Linked DNA regions of Homo sapiens: region 2 is linked to region 1. A link is a loop called in an ENCODE intact Hi-C map of the cell type or tissue named here. Cell type or tissue: OCI-LY7. All regions are shown on one strand. Links, peaks and the distances in the headings refer to the core of each region. The heading gives the core; the rest is flanking DNA. Region 1 overlaps LARS2 (leucyl-tRNA synthetase 2, mitochondrial). Region 2 overlaps LIMD1 (LIM domain containing 1).

Region 1 (8,332 bases), core at 49-8,048:
TATGGTGTGCCTGAATGGCAGTCTAGGTCTGGAGATATAATAGATGATAAAACTGCTATAAATAAATAAAGCTGCAAAAGTCCCTGCCCTCATGATGCCGATATTCTGGAAGGGAAGACAAATGATAGAACAAGACACAGGAAATTAAGCAAAATATACTGCTATTTGCTAGGGGGTAGGGAGTGCTGGGGTGGGGTGGTATTTTATGTAGGATGGCCAGGGAAGACCTCACTGGGAGCAGACAACAGAAGGAGGAGAGAGTGAGCCATGTGGGGAGGAGCTCTCTGGGTAGAGCGACAGCAGGTGTGAGGTCTTGAGGCAGGAGCGCACCCTGCCTATCCAAGAAGCAGTGAGGAGTGAGGTGGGGGAATGGACAGACTGTCTTATTCAACTCCAGATATAATTTGCTTAGCATACTACAGAGCAGTGAGGCTGATCCAAGGTTTGTAGTAGCTTGTGGGGTTGTGGCAGCAGGTGCAGGTGAGCACAACCCTCTAGGTGACCTGGTGGTCTTTGTCCTCCCCTGGACTCTGCCCTTGAGCCACTGCTCAGTGCCTGGGCACAGGCACACACACACCCTGGGGGAGCAACAGACAGTCACAATTCCTATCTCTTGAACTGACCCTTGGGTTTCAGGGAGAGATCAGCACCTAGAAAAAAAAAACAAGATGGAAGACCCCTCCATCCCACTACCATTGTCTCTCCCTGACTCCCAAAGCCAACCTTGAGCCTCAACTACCCTCTGGGAGGCCCTTGTTTGTCACTACCTCTCACGGGTCCCAGCATGGACCTCGATTGAGCCTGATCTCCGCTGCAGCCCCCAGGGAACACCCACCCCACCTGTGGTCACTCAGTAGTCTTTAAAATTTTTATTGAGATAGGGTCTCGCTCTGTCACCCAGGCTGGAATGCAGTGGCGTGATCTTAGCTCACTACAGCCTTCACCTCCTGGGATCAAGTGATCCTCTCACCTCAACTTCCTGAGTAGCTGGGGACACGGGTGTGCACACCACACCTGGCTAATTTTTAAATTTTTGTAGAGATGGGGTCTGACTATGTTGCCCAGGCTGGAACCCGCAGTCATGAGTGGCCAAAGGAAAAGGAAGGGCTGCAGGAAGGGAAGCCCATGAGAATCAAGACCAGGCCTCTGACCTCCTCCTCTCTCCCTCCCTGGATAGCCAATGCACCCCACAGGACTGCCTCAGGACTCACCTTTTCCTGGCAGGCCAGGGAGACTGGCAACTCCTCTTCCTCTGGAGGCTGCTCCTCAGGGCACTGGAGGGCGGAGAGGCTGCCTGTTCCCTGTCCACATCCCCATCAGGATGTGGCACTGGCTCCCAGGCTTACCCAGGCCAGGGTGGGGCTTCTGCCGGAGCAGAAGGGAGGCCAGGTGGCCTCAGGCAGGTTACCTGATATTGCCAAGCCTGTTTCCTCATCTGTAAAGTGAGCACTCCTCACACATGGCTGGTGAGGATTCCATGGGATGAAACACGTCCTCCTAAGAGTGCTGGATGACCGAAGAGTAGTGCACTCACTGTGCGCCCTGCGCTGTCCGGAGCCTGTTACACACACATTGCTTCAGTGCACCCTCACAAGGCAGAGGTTGGAGCCATTCTCTCCATTTCACAGAGGAGGAAACAGAGGCACAGAAAGGTTAAGGAGCCTGCAAAGATCTCATGGTTCATAAACAATAGAGCCCAGACAAGTTCCTGAAAGCCCCCTCACCCTCTGGGCCATCTGTCAAGCTCAATCTGTGGCACAAAGGGAGTAGGTCCCTGTCTGTACAAACAATCAAAAAAAATTAGCTGGGTGTGCTTGTGCATGCCTACGGTCCCAGCTATTAGGGAGGCTGAGGCAGGAGGATGACTTGAGCCTGGCAAGTTGAGGCTGCAGTGTCATGACACTGTACTCCAGCCTGGGTGACAGAGTGAGACCTTGTCTAAAAAAAAAAAAAAAGTAACACTCAATATACCATGGCCATTACATATGATTATTATTACTACGCTTTTTATTAATCATACAGAAGACTCCCACCAGAGGTGGGTGCTGTCAGGGGAGGGGTGCACCTGTAGTTGGAGGCCTCAGGTGGGGGAGCCCCATGTGAGCACATGTGGAAATGGGGGCAGCCTTCCTGTTTCACTGTCCACCTTGGCCCCAGGCCCAGGCACTTCCCTAACAGCTGTGACTCTGATGAACTCTCAAGACTACGTTGCCCTCTCCACCTCCACAGCCACATGGTGTGAGGCACGTTCTTCTGTCAGGCAAAAATAAATTACCTTCCCCCAAAGCAGGCCCTCAGCTGTGTGGTGTGTATGAATGTGTGGTATGTGGTGTATACGTGTGCATGTGTGTGGTGTGGTGTAGGTGGTGTATGGTGTATGTAGTGTGTGGGGGGGGTGGGGTGGGGTGTGTGTGTGTGTTGGGGTGAGGTGTGAGTCTCCTAGACCAGAGCACAGTGAGGCTTCTGGGGAAGTGTCACATTTCCACCCTGAATGAGCAGCCATGACCTTTTAGGAGCAGGAATCTGGAGAATTTCCCAGGTTTCCTGCAGGGCATCTGGGAAGCCTGACTTTCTCTACCTTTCAAAATGTCCTGACACCCCCTAAAACAAAATACTCCAAACTGTCTCACAAACCAATGTGTTAGCCTCACAGAAGAAGGAAGGTGGGGAGAATTGGGGACCAATAAACAAACCCTCGGAGTAAACCCGGTATTTTATAAAATGGCACAAAGCACGTCCGTGACTTCACACATCTCCATGCAAAGTCTCGAGCAAGGGGCAGGCACCATCCCAGTTTGGCAGGCAACAAGAGTCTGTGATTGCTCTGCTATTTTAGACTCACAGCAGCTGTCACAGATTTAGAAGCCAAACAGCTGTGACTCAGGAGTAGCTGCAAAACAAGGTGGTTAGCAGACACCTGAGATACTTAGAAGGTAACTTAGGTGTACACTGACAAGCAACAATTCGAAAACAAAGATTGTCCATGTGGCAGAGGCAGCCAGCTGCCCTCCAAGATCAGGCCCCCCTTCCCTCCTGCAGAGTTGCTGCTGGGAAGTGGCTACCCAGCCCCTAGCAATTGGCTGAGGCACGTGACTGAATTCTGGCCAAGAGGAAGTGGGCAGAAGTGATGTACACTGTTTCCAGACCTGGCCAAAGCCACTGTGACACTCCACCTCTCTCCCCCTTATCTGCGGGCTGGATTTGATGTCAGGGGCAACCATGAAAGCCAAGAGCTGAAGACTGTGTAGTCTGCACGAACCCTCCGTCAAGCTGGAACTGAACGGAACAGAACCTCCTCCCCTGTTCCCTTCTCTAGAGGATTAGACTCATGGGAAAGAGAAATAAAGTTTGCTGGGTCAGACCACTGACATTTGGGGGTTTATTTGTTATGGCTACATTAATTATCAGCTGATAATTAAAGCATGTTTATTGCTGAAGATGATTGGTAGACGAGATATTAGCAGACCACTAATTATTAGTGCATAACTGGTAATAATGAAGTAAATGATGACTAAGAGGTCTACTACATTCACTCAGAGGAAACTGACACCTAAGATGTTTACTGATGACTTAGATATTTGCTGATGACTCTGATGCTAGTAGTTAATTAAAATATTAATAGAAAACTAAAATATTTCCTGGAAACTATGATGTTAACTGAAAACTAAGAGTTAGCTGATAACTAATAATGGGGATATCTGGCGACACTTGCTTTAGGTTCCCTCTTCGCAGCTCTCAGCCTATGTCTGTGCAGTGGCTGCCCTCTTGTGCACTGACAAGTGAGTCTCTCTCTGAGTCCACCTGACAAAGCCCCTCTGGCCCAGTCTGGCCTTGATGATTGACAAACCAGACCCAATGAATGGCATCAATCTTTGGGTGCCTGCTTCCTCTATGGATCTCACAGTGTAAAGGACACATTATTCCTTTCTACACCCCCGCGACAGTGCCTGAGGAAGGGGAACCCCTCCCCTAAGATCTAGTTCTCCTCTGAGTTCTGAAGGCAGCCATGAGTATGCAGCAGCAGATGTGGTAGGTGAGGCCTCCCTTGGATGGGACCAGGGCTGAACCCTCCTCAATTAATCCCAGATGGGGCTCTTCTATTGTTTGTGGAAAAGATGATCTGCGGAAGACACAGATGGGGCTGCTGAGATGCCAAGGAGTGCTTATCATCGGGGAGGTCTAGAACAGGTCTCCCCTCTCCCCTCTGCCATGGGATTTTCCTCACAGTAGGTGGAGTTGAGCAAGGATGGCTTCCTGGCTTCTAGGTCCCAGGGATGGTGTCCAAAGGAGGCTCTGTCTGCCAGGGGTGATGGCTCCCTGGGAGCCGTCAGTCCCAGGCTGAGAGAGAGCCGACCCCACATGCTGAATTGGGTGCCTCAGAACTTCAGGGATGCATTCAACCAGGTGTGTGCCCACAGCGAGCCAACGTTCACAGATACACATGAGGAAGTGTGGTTTTGGCAGGCTCTAGGGCATTTGGGGAACAACTGGAGAGAAAGCTATAAATAAGGACCATCTGGGAAAATTCAGGAGGTTCAAGGGCTGGTTTGCATAAAGGTCTTTGGGAACCAGCGAGGTGGAGCAGAGTGGGATCACGGCTCTGCCACCTTCTTGTGTGTGGTCTTGGGCAAGGCTCCTTATGTGGCAAAGCACTTAGAACAGGGCCTGGCCCATAATTAGTCCTCAGAAATGATAGATATTATTGTTGTAATGTCGGGAGATTGCAGCCCATGGCCCCTGTATACAGGGTGTCTGTCTTAGGTGTGCTCTTCCAGAGGCTGAATAAGAACTGAAATTCAAGTTCAGGGCTTAAGGCACAGGGAGATGAGTCATGGGGCATTGGGTTCCAGCAGTCCTGGTCACCACCTCCCCTCCAGGGCCTCATTATCTCTGCACAGCTGCCTCCAGCCCCTCATGTGGACAGGCTGAGGGAGGGCACTGGAGGCCTGGAGTGAGGTCATTGGGCCCACCCTTGGATCTGAGGCCTCTGCCTACAGGACTGGCCTTTCCCTGGCTGCTCCAGGCTCTCCCCTCCCTACCAGCACCATCACCAACCACCCACCCGCCCTCGGGGGATTTCCCTACTTGCTCGTTGTTGGTCACCCTAGATTCCTTTCTCCAAGCTCATCAGCTTGGATGAGAGCCTTTAGCCACCCACGCTCTGAGTGTCAGGCAGGGACCCAGCCCACGAAACAGCTGTTTTCTGCTTGCTCTTCTCACAGGAAGAAAGACGAGGGAAAACTCTCCTTTTTATCTACCCCTCTGCCTTTCCTTGACTTATACAGTCCAGCTGGGCCCGCCAGTTAAGAAAGTTTACCTCCTAAATTAGCTGGGTGTGGTGGTCCATGCCTGTAATCCCAACTACTCAGGTGGCTAAGGCACGAGAATCACTTGAACCCCAGAGGCAGAGGTTGCAGTGAGCTTAGACTGCACCGCTGCACTCCAGCCTGGGTGATGAAGTGAGACGCTGTCTCAAAGAAAAAAAAAAAAAAAAAGAAAGAAAGAAAGTTTACCTCCTGCACTACACTTTGCCTGATGGTAGTACGGGGAGGGGGTGCTCTAAGTGGAATGAGCACAGATTGGGGGTCAAGATACATCATCACTTACTGTCATGGTCTCAAGTTTCGTTATCTGCAAAAGGAGGTGATAATGCCTCCTTTTTCGGTCTTATCCACAACCTTGAATCTGACAGCAAGTGAGCAGGAGAGTTCCATTAGGGGAACGTTGCCTTCCGTTCTTCTGTTGCAAGGTTGCAAGAGCCTAAGACTGAGATACAAGAAAGGGAGCTCCCCACACCTGCCCAGACTGAGCAACTCCGTGAGCAGGAACTTCATGGGGGCTGCTTTTTGTTTCTTTGGATTCCACTTCATACAAGGAAAGGAGCATGTTTTCCTAGCTAGGATACATCCTCACAGGCAGCTAGATATCCTGCCTGGGAGAAGAAAAGAAAAATCAAGGGAAACAGGTTTTTAGCTCATTTAGAGCTTCACAAAATTGTACATTTTGATGTTTTGCCTCATGAAGTATTACTGAAATACTTCATGGCCAATAAAAATGAGAAAATGCAAAAAAGTAGACAGAAGGAAAAAAATGACTTGTAGGAGTCTCAGCCTATGATATGCAAGCAAATTTCCTGCTCTCAATTTTCTTTGTAAGCGTTGAAAAAAAATGGTCAGGATTGCATTGTGCATGTATCTTCCTTCATTCATGAGAAAATTTCCAAGCTACATGTTTTTGAAAAACCATCTGTTGCTGGCTGCCTCGCCTTCCATTGACTGGATGTACCCTGCTTTTCTTAGCCAATCCCCTGAAGGTGTGCATTTAGGCTGGGATGAAATATGCCTGTGCTGTTTCCCAGCTTACTAATTGTTTTAGGGTCTTAGAGATCAATTTTCTTAGGCAGACAGCTGGCTCCTATTGTGGTAGCATTTGCCATGGAGCACCACTTTCCCTGGGCACAAACTCTGTTCTCTTATTGCCCCAATAGAAATAACCCTGATACCCGCCCACGAGTCTACGTCTTCCACTTGCTGGATGACCTTTCCCAGCTCTCTGGAACTAACCACATGCTCTTGGCCTCTCACCCACCACTGCCCCTGCAGAGAGGACACCACCTCTGTGATTTCCCAGGTTTACAGGCTTTCCAGGAGGGAAACCCCAGCCACACTCTGCTCAAAATGCCAGTGGTTTTGGGAGCCATCTCACCTGACTGTGTACACCAAGTAACATGGACAATTAGGTGAGGGGACTGGTAGACATGGCGGGGAGGCAAACGTGGAGGACAGAAGATGTGGGCTTGGATCCCAGTTCTCCTACTTATTAGCTGTGAAAACTGAGACAATTATTGAACCTCAGAGCCTGGGTTTCTTCTTTTATGAGAGAATAATTCCTTCCCTCTAGAGTTTTTGTGGGAATTAAATAAGATAATTATTGTGAACCTGCTGAGTCCAGTTTCTGACCTCAACAAGACAGTCAATAAATGGCTGAGATTATTCCCCACCACCTCACTCCCAGGGGTCAGAGTTTTCTGTCCAGTTGTTCCATTACCCATACTGTCTCTTAGTATGTACTGATGAGCTCTTGTTTGCAAAAGCTTTATCCTCTTGGAGCAATTTCTTCAGAGCCATGCTGGTGTCAGCCAGCTGGTCAGTCTAGCAGCCTTGAGGCTTTACTGGCCCATTGCTCTGGTCAGATCACATGCAAATAAAGGGCTCCCTTCCCTCATCTTGTTCAAGACCACTTAGCTTACTAGGAAATAACAAGATAATCAAAATCACTCACTCCTTCCTTGTACCAAATATTTTCATGGGCTTATATTTAATCCATATTCACTGCCATGTGCAATGAGACTGAGTACATTCAAGTCGGCTCTAGCACTCTAGACTTCTGGCCCCTGTCTTCCCTTTTGGTCCAACTCTTGGTCCTGGACCAAACTTATCCCCGCTAACCTGAAGATTAGGAAGAGGAAGAACTAGATAGAAATGATGGCTCAAGTGCATCAATGTGTCCAGTGATTCTCAAACTTTGCTGCCCATTAGAATCACTTGTGGAGTTTTAAAGATTCCTGGTGTTCAAGCCACACCATGGACCAATTAAATTGGAATATCTGGGCATGAGGACCAGGCAGAGTATTAAGTCTGAGAACCAGTGACTTAATTGCTGTTGCTAGTTTGCCTGTATCAGTGTTGTCTACCATGGACTGTAAGTTCTGGAACAAGAAGAACCACATGTATCCCACTTTATAGCATTCCATGTGGAGTCAGACACACAGCCAATGCTTCCGATGATGATGGAATACCTCAATCTGTTTGTAATTAACTCTGAAATTGGAATATGGTGTATTCCAGGATCACACATATGTCCTGAAGTCATAGATGATAAACATTTTATTACACTAAAAAAGTCATCTGTTAACTGCTGAACTGCAGGGGGACCACATGTGAGGCTACTTCAGAAAAATGGCATCAGATAACATATATAGATTTCTGGCATTATAAAATGGCTAGATTCTCCCCTACCTTCCCTCATTAAATATTAATCAGTGGCTTAGGTCAGTTCTAGTGGGAACACTTAATTGCTGACTTCACATAAAACCAGGATTAGCCTAATGTGCCAATGGTATGAGTCCATTCCTGGCCATCTTCCCAACAGCCAGACCGCTGTGGCTTGGACACCGGAGGCAACATCTGGGGGGCCTCAGTTCCACTCCTCTGTGGTGAGCTTGCTCTTCCTAATAACTGGCTCTGGAGTCACATCAACAATGGTGGCATTGCCATCTGGGGCCCACATGAGCCCTCTGGGGCGTGCTGCATCCCTACTGGGCTGCGGTGGG
Region 2 (8,332 bases), core at 73-8,072, 61 kb before region 1:
AGCAAGTCAGAAGCAGAAGGCTTGGTTGCTGCCAGCCAGGCAAGGGACAGCCTCCAGCAGAGTCCACCCACCCACAGTTGTCTCCTTAGAACAAACAGAAAGTTTCACAAGCACACTTTGTTCAGTTCTGCAGCTTACCAGGTGAGTGACCTTGTGGCTCTCTGCTTTAGTTTTCGCATCTTCAAAACAGGAGAGAAAATTGGCGGGCACTTTGCAGGGCTGCTGGGAGGAGGAGAAATGGAGCAGGTAGACACCTGGCACAACTGTGCTTGACATGCAGTCATGAGCCTGGCGTGGGAGGAATGGGTAGGGCACTGGGCAGGGTTCATGTGATAAAATGGAGAGTTTAACATCGGTTCTGTGCCTGCCTGGGAGTGTAACGCAGGGCAAACCATCAGGGCCCTTTCTTAGAAAAGACAAAAACATTGCTTTTTAAGACTATCTTGGACTGGTGCAGTGGCTCACACCTGTAATCCCAGCACTTTGGGAGGCCGAGGTGAGTAGATCACCTGAGGTCAGGAGTTTGAGACCAGCCTGGCCAACATGGTGAAACCCCATCTCTACTAAAAATACAAATAATAATAAAATAAATTAGCCAGGTGGGGTGGCACACACCTGTAGTCCCAGCTACTAGGGAGGCCGAGGCAGGAGAACTGCTTGAACCTGAGAGGCAGAGGCTGCAGTGAGCTGAGATGGTGCCACTGCACTCCAGCCTGGGCGACAGAGCTAGACTCTGTCTCAAAAAAAAAAAAAAAAATAGGCCAGGCACGGTGGCTCACACCTGTAATCCCAGCACTTTGGGAGGCCAAGGCGGGTGGATCACGAGGTCAGGAGTTCGAGACCAGCCTAGCCAACATGGTGAAACCCCGTCTCTACTAAAAATACAAAAATTAGCTGGGCATGGTGGCGCACACCTGTAACCTCAGCTTGAATCACTTGAGCCCGGGAGACAGAGGCTGCAGTGAGCCAAGATTGCGCCACCACACTCCAGCCTGGGAGACAAAGCAAGATTCCGTCTCAAAAAAAAAAAAAAAGACTTTCTCATATCAAATCTAATGTAAGTGAGCTATCTGCAATGCACACACAGGCATGATTTGCTTGTGAATCTTGAAGAACCAACACATCTTTCAGGGAGGGGCCTGAACAACTACCTTGTGCAGTGGAAAGAAACTGGAATAGTGATGGGCTCACAGCCAGGAGGGGGACCCGGGTGCAGCACACAGCAGGGACTCAGGGTGGGGAAGGCAGGACCTCCAAGGCTACTTTCAGGACTTTGGCTCCAATTCTGTGGGTGAGGAAGAAGGGGTCGGGGGCACTGAAGGATTCTTTCCAAGCCCAGGAGGGATGTGACCCGGTTTTGTTTTTACAGGATCCATCTGCCTGCTAAGTAGGTCAGGTCTTTGGGAAGGCTGCTGGCTGGAGAAGAAAAACCTTCTAACAATCTCAACTCATTGACACTTGTCCAGCTGTCCCTCGAGAGAGTGAGACAGCAAGGAACAGAGGTTTGTCAGGAAGATGCTGGCAAGAGATCCCTGTTGGGGGCAGCTGGCAAGAGATCCCTGTTGGGGTCAGGAGGAAGGGGGCCCAGTTCTCAATTCTGATTCCAAAATTACTCATATCAAAATAGAACCCAGCCATTCCTGCGAAAAATAAAGGCAGAAACTGGGGTGACACAAGTCTCCCAGAAAGTTTCTTAAACCAGAGGGAAGCAGCATTGCCAACAAGTAGCAGAAAGGGAAAATGTTTCATATGCTGGCTTCTGAACTCTATTTTTAATCCCTAGAGGCCCCTGAAGGCTGGCTGAAGATGCCGCCCCAAAATATGCCACTTTGACATAGTATTATATCAAACTAAAGACACTTGAAAAACAGCAGATGCAAGAAGGGCATCTTCATCTTCAGGAGACGAAAACTCCCATGTAAAAGGTACCCCCTCCCTATGGACATACAGTGCGGAATGACAGACATTGGAGGCTTAGAAGGGAAGGGGAAGAGGGTGGGTGGGGAGTGAGGGATGAGAAATTACTTTTTTTTTTTTTTGAGACAAGTTGTCAACCCACCCAGGTTGGAGTACACAGGCGTGACTATGGATCACTGCAGCCTCAACTTCCCAGTCTCAGGCAGTCCTCCCACCTCAGCCTCCAAAGTAGCTGGAACCACAGGCACGCACCACCTTGCCCGGCTAATTTTTCGCATTTTTAGTAGAGATGGGGTTTTGCCATGTGGCCCAGGCAGCCTCAACTTCCCAGGCTCAAGATATCCCCACTCCCCTCAGCCTCCCAAAGTGCTGGGATTACTGCCCAGCCAGAAATTACTTAGTGGGAACAATTTACACTGTTCAGTTGATGGTTACACTAAAACCCAGATTTCACCAGTAGGCAATAGATCCATGTAACAAAAGTGCACTTCTCCCCCCTAAATCCATACAAATAAAATACAAAATAAAATAAAAGGTGCCCTCCCTGTACCATGAGAAAACAAACACTCTTCAATGGAGAGTAACAGCAGAGAAAATTCTGTACAAACAGACCTTGTTAAAATAAGGCTTACTTTCCTTTAGCCTCCCCACATAATTTGGTTACTTTCCCACAAATGCCTCTCTTTGTTCAACCTCATATAAACACATGTATGTTTTGCCACTGCTTTGGGTCTTCATTTGTTTATGAGGGCTCCCGTGTCACATAGAACTTTTATTAAATGTGTATGCTCTTCTATTTACCTATGTCAATTTAGTTTTCAGACCCCACCAGGACCCCAAGAGAGAAGAGGGGAAGTTCTGCTCCCCGACATCCTCTATTGGCCCAACTTTCACTAAAGTCCCCAAATCTACAACAAAGTTAATTTTAGTTCACTCAAATTCTTTAAAATTAAATATCTATGTGTAAAAGAAAAAAAAGTCTATCCTAACAGTGATTATCCCTAGAGTAGGATGATCGGTGACCTTTCCAATTTTTTTCTATACTTTCTGACTTTTCTACAGTTAGCTGTGTTTAAGGTTTAAAAAACGGCAAAAAAAAAAAAAAACACCCAGGAATTTATTTTTTATTTTATTATTATTATCACTTTTTTTGAGACAGGGCCTCATTCTGTTGCCCAGGCTGGAATGCAGTGGTGTGATCATGGCTCACTGCAGCTTTGACCTCCTGGGCTCATATGATCCTCCCACCTCAGCCTCCCCGGTACCTGGAACTATAGGCACGCACCACCACGCCCAGCTAATTTTTTTATTTTTCGTAGAGACAAAGTTTCACCATGTTGCCCAGGCTGGTCTTGAATCTCTAAGCTCAAGCAATCCCCCTGCCTCAGCTCCCAAAGTGCTGGGATTACAAAGTGCGTGAACCACAGCACCCGGGCAGAGGATTTCCTTTTTTTTTTTTTTTTTTAACTACAGGTGCCCGCCACCACGCCCGGCTAATTTTTTATATTTGTTGTAGAGGCTGGGTTTCACCATGTTAGCCAGGATGGTCTCGATCTCCTGACCTCGTGATCCACCCGCCTCGGCCTCCCAAAGTGCTGGGATGACAAGCATGAGCCACTGTGCCCAGCCTAAGAGGATTTCTGTACTAGAGAAAACTGGTAAAAGCAAAAACAAAAAAATGTTTTTTAAATCAAACTCTTAAGAGAGCAAAGAAGCAAAGTAAAATAGTGATGGGCTCACAGCCCATCACTATCAAGAAAGGAATAAAATATCTTGTGAAGATAATATTTTAACAGAGGAAATTGGGAGGGTATCAGCCAAGCGTTGCCAGCTCAGAGAACAGGTGGCTTAGAAAGCAACAAGTAAAGCAGGGCCCCCAAGAAATTCTAAAAACAGCTGGAGAATCAGAGGAACTTTCACACTGCTGTGGGAATGCTAAGTGGCACGGCCACTTTGGAAAAGTTTTTGGCAGTTGCTAAAAAAGTTATACATACACCTACTCCATGATCCAGCAATTCTACTCCTAGGTATTTACCCAAGAGAAACGAAAGCCTGTGTCTATACAAAGACTTGTACATATAAGGTGCAGTGGCTCATGCCTATAATTCCAGCACTTTAGGAGGCCAAGGCAGGAGAATCACTTGAAGCCAGGAGTTCAAAACCAACCTGGACAACATAGCGAGATCCCATATTTACAAAAGAAAAAAACAAACAAAAAAAAAACCCAAAGTCTTACACAAAAACAATCCTAACAGACTTATTCATAATAGCCAAAAATGAAAAAAAAAAAAAAACCTCAACAGGGAAATGGAAAAACAAATCTTGTGGTGTATCCATACAATGTAATATTACTCAGCAGTAAAACAAAAGCACAATTGATAATGCAAAAAGCCCAGTTGATAATGCAACAGCATAGCTGAATTTCACAGATATTATCTGAGTGAAATAAGCTGGACAAAGGAGTACTATAGTTGATTCTCATTATTTGGCAAGAATACTGAATCAGTCAATACTGAACCACTGCTTCTGGCAGAAATACAGGGTTAGGTTTCTGAAAACTTCTGACCACAACACTTTCATCAACTGATGAATATATGACCTTGTTTTATGTGTGCTTCTATTTAGAGACACCTTCCTTAGTATATATTGTTGATTCATTAACATCGAACCCTCAGCCAACAGCCCTGTAGCTCGTGCCTGAAGAAAGCTTCTCTCATACATATTCTCGTTGTAAAGCACATCACAGCCCTCTTGCTCTTAGGAACACTAGAAAGCACTCCAGCACTGTGCCTGGGGGCCATTTGAAACAGCAAAATCATCAACAAAAACCACAAAAATGCAAAAACCATGGCACTAAATAGACCATGAAAAGGACACCTGTTTACTGCATGACCTGAAACAAGAAGGCGGAGCGTTGCCTTGTTCGACTTCAGCTGGGAAGATAGGCGTCAGGGGACTCAAACTTTTCAGCACTCTGTTATATCTGTGAATGATCACAAAAGAACTGTGAGTATTAATTTTGGGGTTACAAATAAATTTTAGCAAGTAAGCTGATTCACAAATACAGAATCTGTGGATAATGAAGATCAACTGTATATAAATACTATATGAATCCATTTATATTACATCTTAGAATGGGCAAAACTAATAAATGATTTTAAAAAATCAGAATTGTAGTTGCCTGGAGGTGAGCACTAACTGGAAAGAAGCATGAGGGAACTTTCTGGGGATGGAACTATTCTATATCTTGATAGGAATGTGGGTCACACAGGTGCATGCATCTGTCAAAACTCACTGAACTACACATTTCTCTGTATGCAAATACAGCATTTTGAAAACAATTCCTAGACACTCCTCCTATCAAGAAGTGAGAGTGTGGAAAGGCTTGTGAATGCTTAAAGTAATAGAGCACAGCAGAATGACACTAAATGACTTCCAGGCATTGAGCCTGACCCCAAGTATCCAATGCAGACATCAAATAGCCTGCAAAAGGCCTGGCACAGTGGCTCACACCTGTTATCCTAGCACTTTGGGAGGCCGAGGTGGGAGGATCACTTGAGCCCAGGAGTTCAAGACCAGCCTGGGCAAGACAGCGAGACCCTGCCTCTACAAAAATTAACAAATTAGCCAGGCATGGTTGTGCATACCTGTGTTTCCAGTTATTCGGGGGGCTGGGATGGGAGGATTGCTTGAGCCCAGGAAGCCAAGGCTACAGTGAGCTAAGATGGTGCCACTGAACTCTAACCTGGGTACAGAGTGAGAATTTGTCTTTAAAGAGAGAGAGAGAGAGAGAGAGAGAGAGAGCGCGCACCTGCAAACCATGACAGAGCTGGGCAGAAGCCATGCTAGCTTCCTCAACACCACCTCCTTTCTTTCTCCCTGCCTTCCTCACCGCCTCCCACCAACTTCACTTCCTCTGCTCTCTGGCTACAAATTTGGGCAGAGATGCCTCTCCCCACACCTCACACACCCACCGTCAGGCATGGGCAACCCAGAGAGGTGGCAGCTGTGTGCTATGGGTAGAGGAGGGGCTGCCAGCTCCAGTCCATTCATGGCTTCTAACTGACCTCTGTGGCTGGCCAACAAAGAGCCTCTGTGTAAGTCCCTGCCACCTGCAAGCAAAGCCTCAGTGATGTCAGGACAAGCCTCAGACAAACAGGCCTTTGCAAGCTGCCTGGAAAGCCACCTCCCAGCCTGCCCCTGCATTGGCCACAGGCTTATTGGGAGGCCCATACCCAGGAAAGGGCTCCATAGCCTACACAGAGGGATAGGACATAGGCATCCCAGTAGCCTGTGGCCCCTGATGAGCCAAATCCCAAACAGCCTTCCTCCCACCTCTTGGGACAGGAAACACCATCGTTCACTTCTCTACCTCCCTCAAGGGGATGGGCCATCTCTTTGGGCTTTCTGCCTGTACTTGCTAAACTGAGTGTATTTTTTAAGGCGCTGGAAAGTTGGCTCAGCTGCAATGACCACCTGCTCCATCAAGCCCTGTGCACACAGCAGCTTCGGACCCCAGAGCCCCCCTGCTTCAAGTGGGAACGGATTCGTTCTAAGGCTGCGTGGGAGCAGCCTGCCATCCCTTGCATCAGGCATTTGGCCTCAGTGGGCTCACTTGGTGGTTGGCAATCATGAAATCAGCCTCCCTTGAACAAATGATGATCTTTTTGTTTAAGCATTTGTGGTTCTGAACAAATCGATTGGGCTTGGCTTTCAGATGGGACAAGGTAAAGACGCTTCCATGCTTTTGAGAAAATGACAAAGCAAGAGAATGTATACAGCAAACGACCATGTGTTACAGCCTGTTCTAAGTGCTTTGTAAGGCACAGCCCTGCCCAGCAGAAAAATATGCAAGCCACGTGCGATTTTACATTTTCAAGTATCCATACTTAGGAAGTAAAAATAGGTGAAACTAATTTTAATGTTTTACTTAGGCCAATATATCCAAAAGTCTCATTTCAACATAGAATCAATATGAAAAATATTAATAAGCCACTCTTTTCTCCATACCAAGTCTTCAAAATCCAGATGTGCTTCAAAAGCACATCTCAGTTCAGAAAAGCCACCTTTTGAAGTACTTCACAGTTGCACGTGGCCAGTCTCCCGTACTGGACAACTTAGATCAGATACTAGCTAATTCAGTCCTCACAACCATATGCACATTTTACTGATGGGGAAACTGAGGTACAGGGCTGCTGAACAACCCGCCCAAGGTCTCACAGCTGTTGGCAGAGCTGGGGGGTGGCAGATCCAAAGCCCACGTGCTTATTAGGCTTTTCATTCCCACCAACAGCTCCTCAAATCAAAGCCACCATGCATGCCTGCCAGCATGTCTCCCTGCTCCCTGCCAAACCTGCGCAGGCCTTTGGTGAGCTAGTCCCTGGAACTCTATAAGTTTCTATCCAGATAAAGCATGTATCCCAACCCTTTCTGGCCCCTCTAGTCCTCAGCTACCAAAGGCATCTCCTACCCACATGAGAGCGCTCATCTGAGTAACTCTGGTCAGGGTGAGGGATGTGGACAGCAGCCCAGTGCCCCTGCCTCCCTACCACGTCAGTGTAGGGTATGGATTGATGCCAGAATGTGTGTCCCAGCTAAAGGCACTGACACTCAGGAGGAAGTCAGGGAGTATCTGCTCCCCACATCTGGCCAGAGTGTACACATATTCATTCGAGAAGTCTTTTTTTTCTTGAGACAGAGCCTTGCTCTGTTGCCCAGGCTGGAATGCAGTGGCACAATCTCGGCTCACTCGCCTCCCGGGTTCAAGTGATTCTTCTGCCTCAGCCTCCCGAGTAGCTGGGATTACAGGCGCGCGCCATCATGCCTAGCTAATTTTTGTAGTTTTAGTAGAGATGGGGTTTCACCATGTTGGTCAGGCTGGTCTCGATCTCCTGACCTTGTGATCTGCCCACCTCGGCCTCCCAAAGTGCTGGGATTACAGGCATGGGCCACCGCACCCAGCCTCATTCAGTAAGTTTCCACTGGGTACCTGCTGTGTGCCAGGCAGTGCCTTGGGCCCTGGGGATACAACAGTGAACAAAACAGACAAAAACCCCACTACCAAGGAGCTCAGATACAGCAGGAGGAACTAAGCAATACCTGTTTGTGACAAAAGGAAGCCCTAGTAGTCCTAATTCAGTCTCTTGCACATAGTAGGTACTCAATAATAGCTGCTGAATGAATGAGTTATCCTGGCTTGGAACTACTTTTTCTGGATGTGGTAATGCAAAGATAGGTCTGGGGCAGGGGTAAGTGAGGGCTGTGGAACCCCGCAGGAAAGCCAGTGACCCACTTGGGGTTCATGCCCACAACTCCAGCTTCAGGAATCTGGAGCTCCACCCACCAAGGAAACCAAGGAACCATTCAGAGCCAGGCGCGGTGGCACATGCCTGTATCCCAGCTACCTGGGAGGCTG

Evidence for each region. Hi-C counts contacts between places; a loop is a spot of excess contacts. Peaks named below come from ENCODE experiments on the same cell type or tissue, not always from the same donor. Only the 100,000 strongest peaks of a DNase experiment are listed, where the experiment ranks them.
Region 2: it touches region 1 in a loop (6-fold over the local background); 4 of 110 quality-filtered maps call a loop at or near these places.

The regions. Positions count from the first base shown.
Region 1 is chr3:45,548,374-45,556,705 of GRCh38, reverse strand. It overlaps LARS2 (leucyl-tRNA synthetase 2, mitochondrial), which reads right to left. Exons shown (of 22, transcript NM_015340.4): 22 at 7,299-8,332. Among named protein-coding and RNA genes, the nearest start is that of LIMD1, 42 kb to the left of the region's middle. RefSeq lists enhancers at 1,822-1,871, 3,132-3,231, 4,284-5,483. In OCI-LY7, for the core only: a CTCF peak has its summit at 3,748 (motif pointing left); DNase peaks (open chromatin) are centred at 2,205 and 2,835; H3K4me3 peaks cover 989 bases; H3K27ac peaks cover 1,469 bases.
Region 2 is chr3:45,609,460-45,617,791 of GRCh38, reverse strand. The region is part of intron 1 of LIMD1 (LIM domain containing 1); the gene reads right to left. Among named protein-coding and RNA genes, the nearest start is that of LIMD1, 19 kb to the right of the region's middle. RefSeq lists a silencer at 2,565-2,664 and enhancers at 4,894-4,943, 6,001-6,070. In OCI-LY7, for the core only: no CTCF peak of the experiment used is centred there; a DNase peak (open chromatin) is centred at 4,771; H3K4me3 peaks cover 365 bases.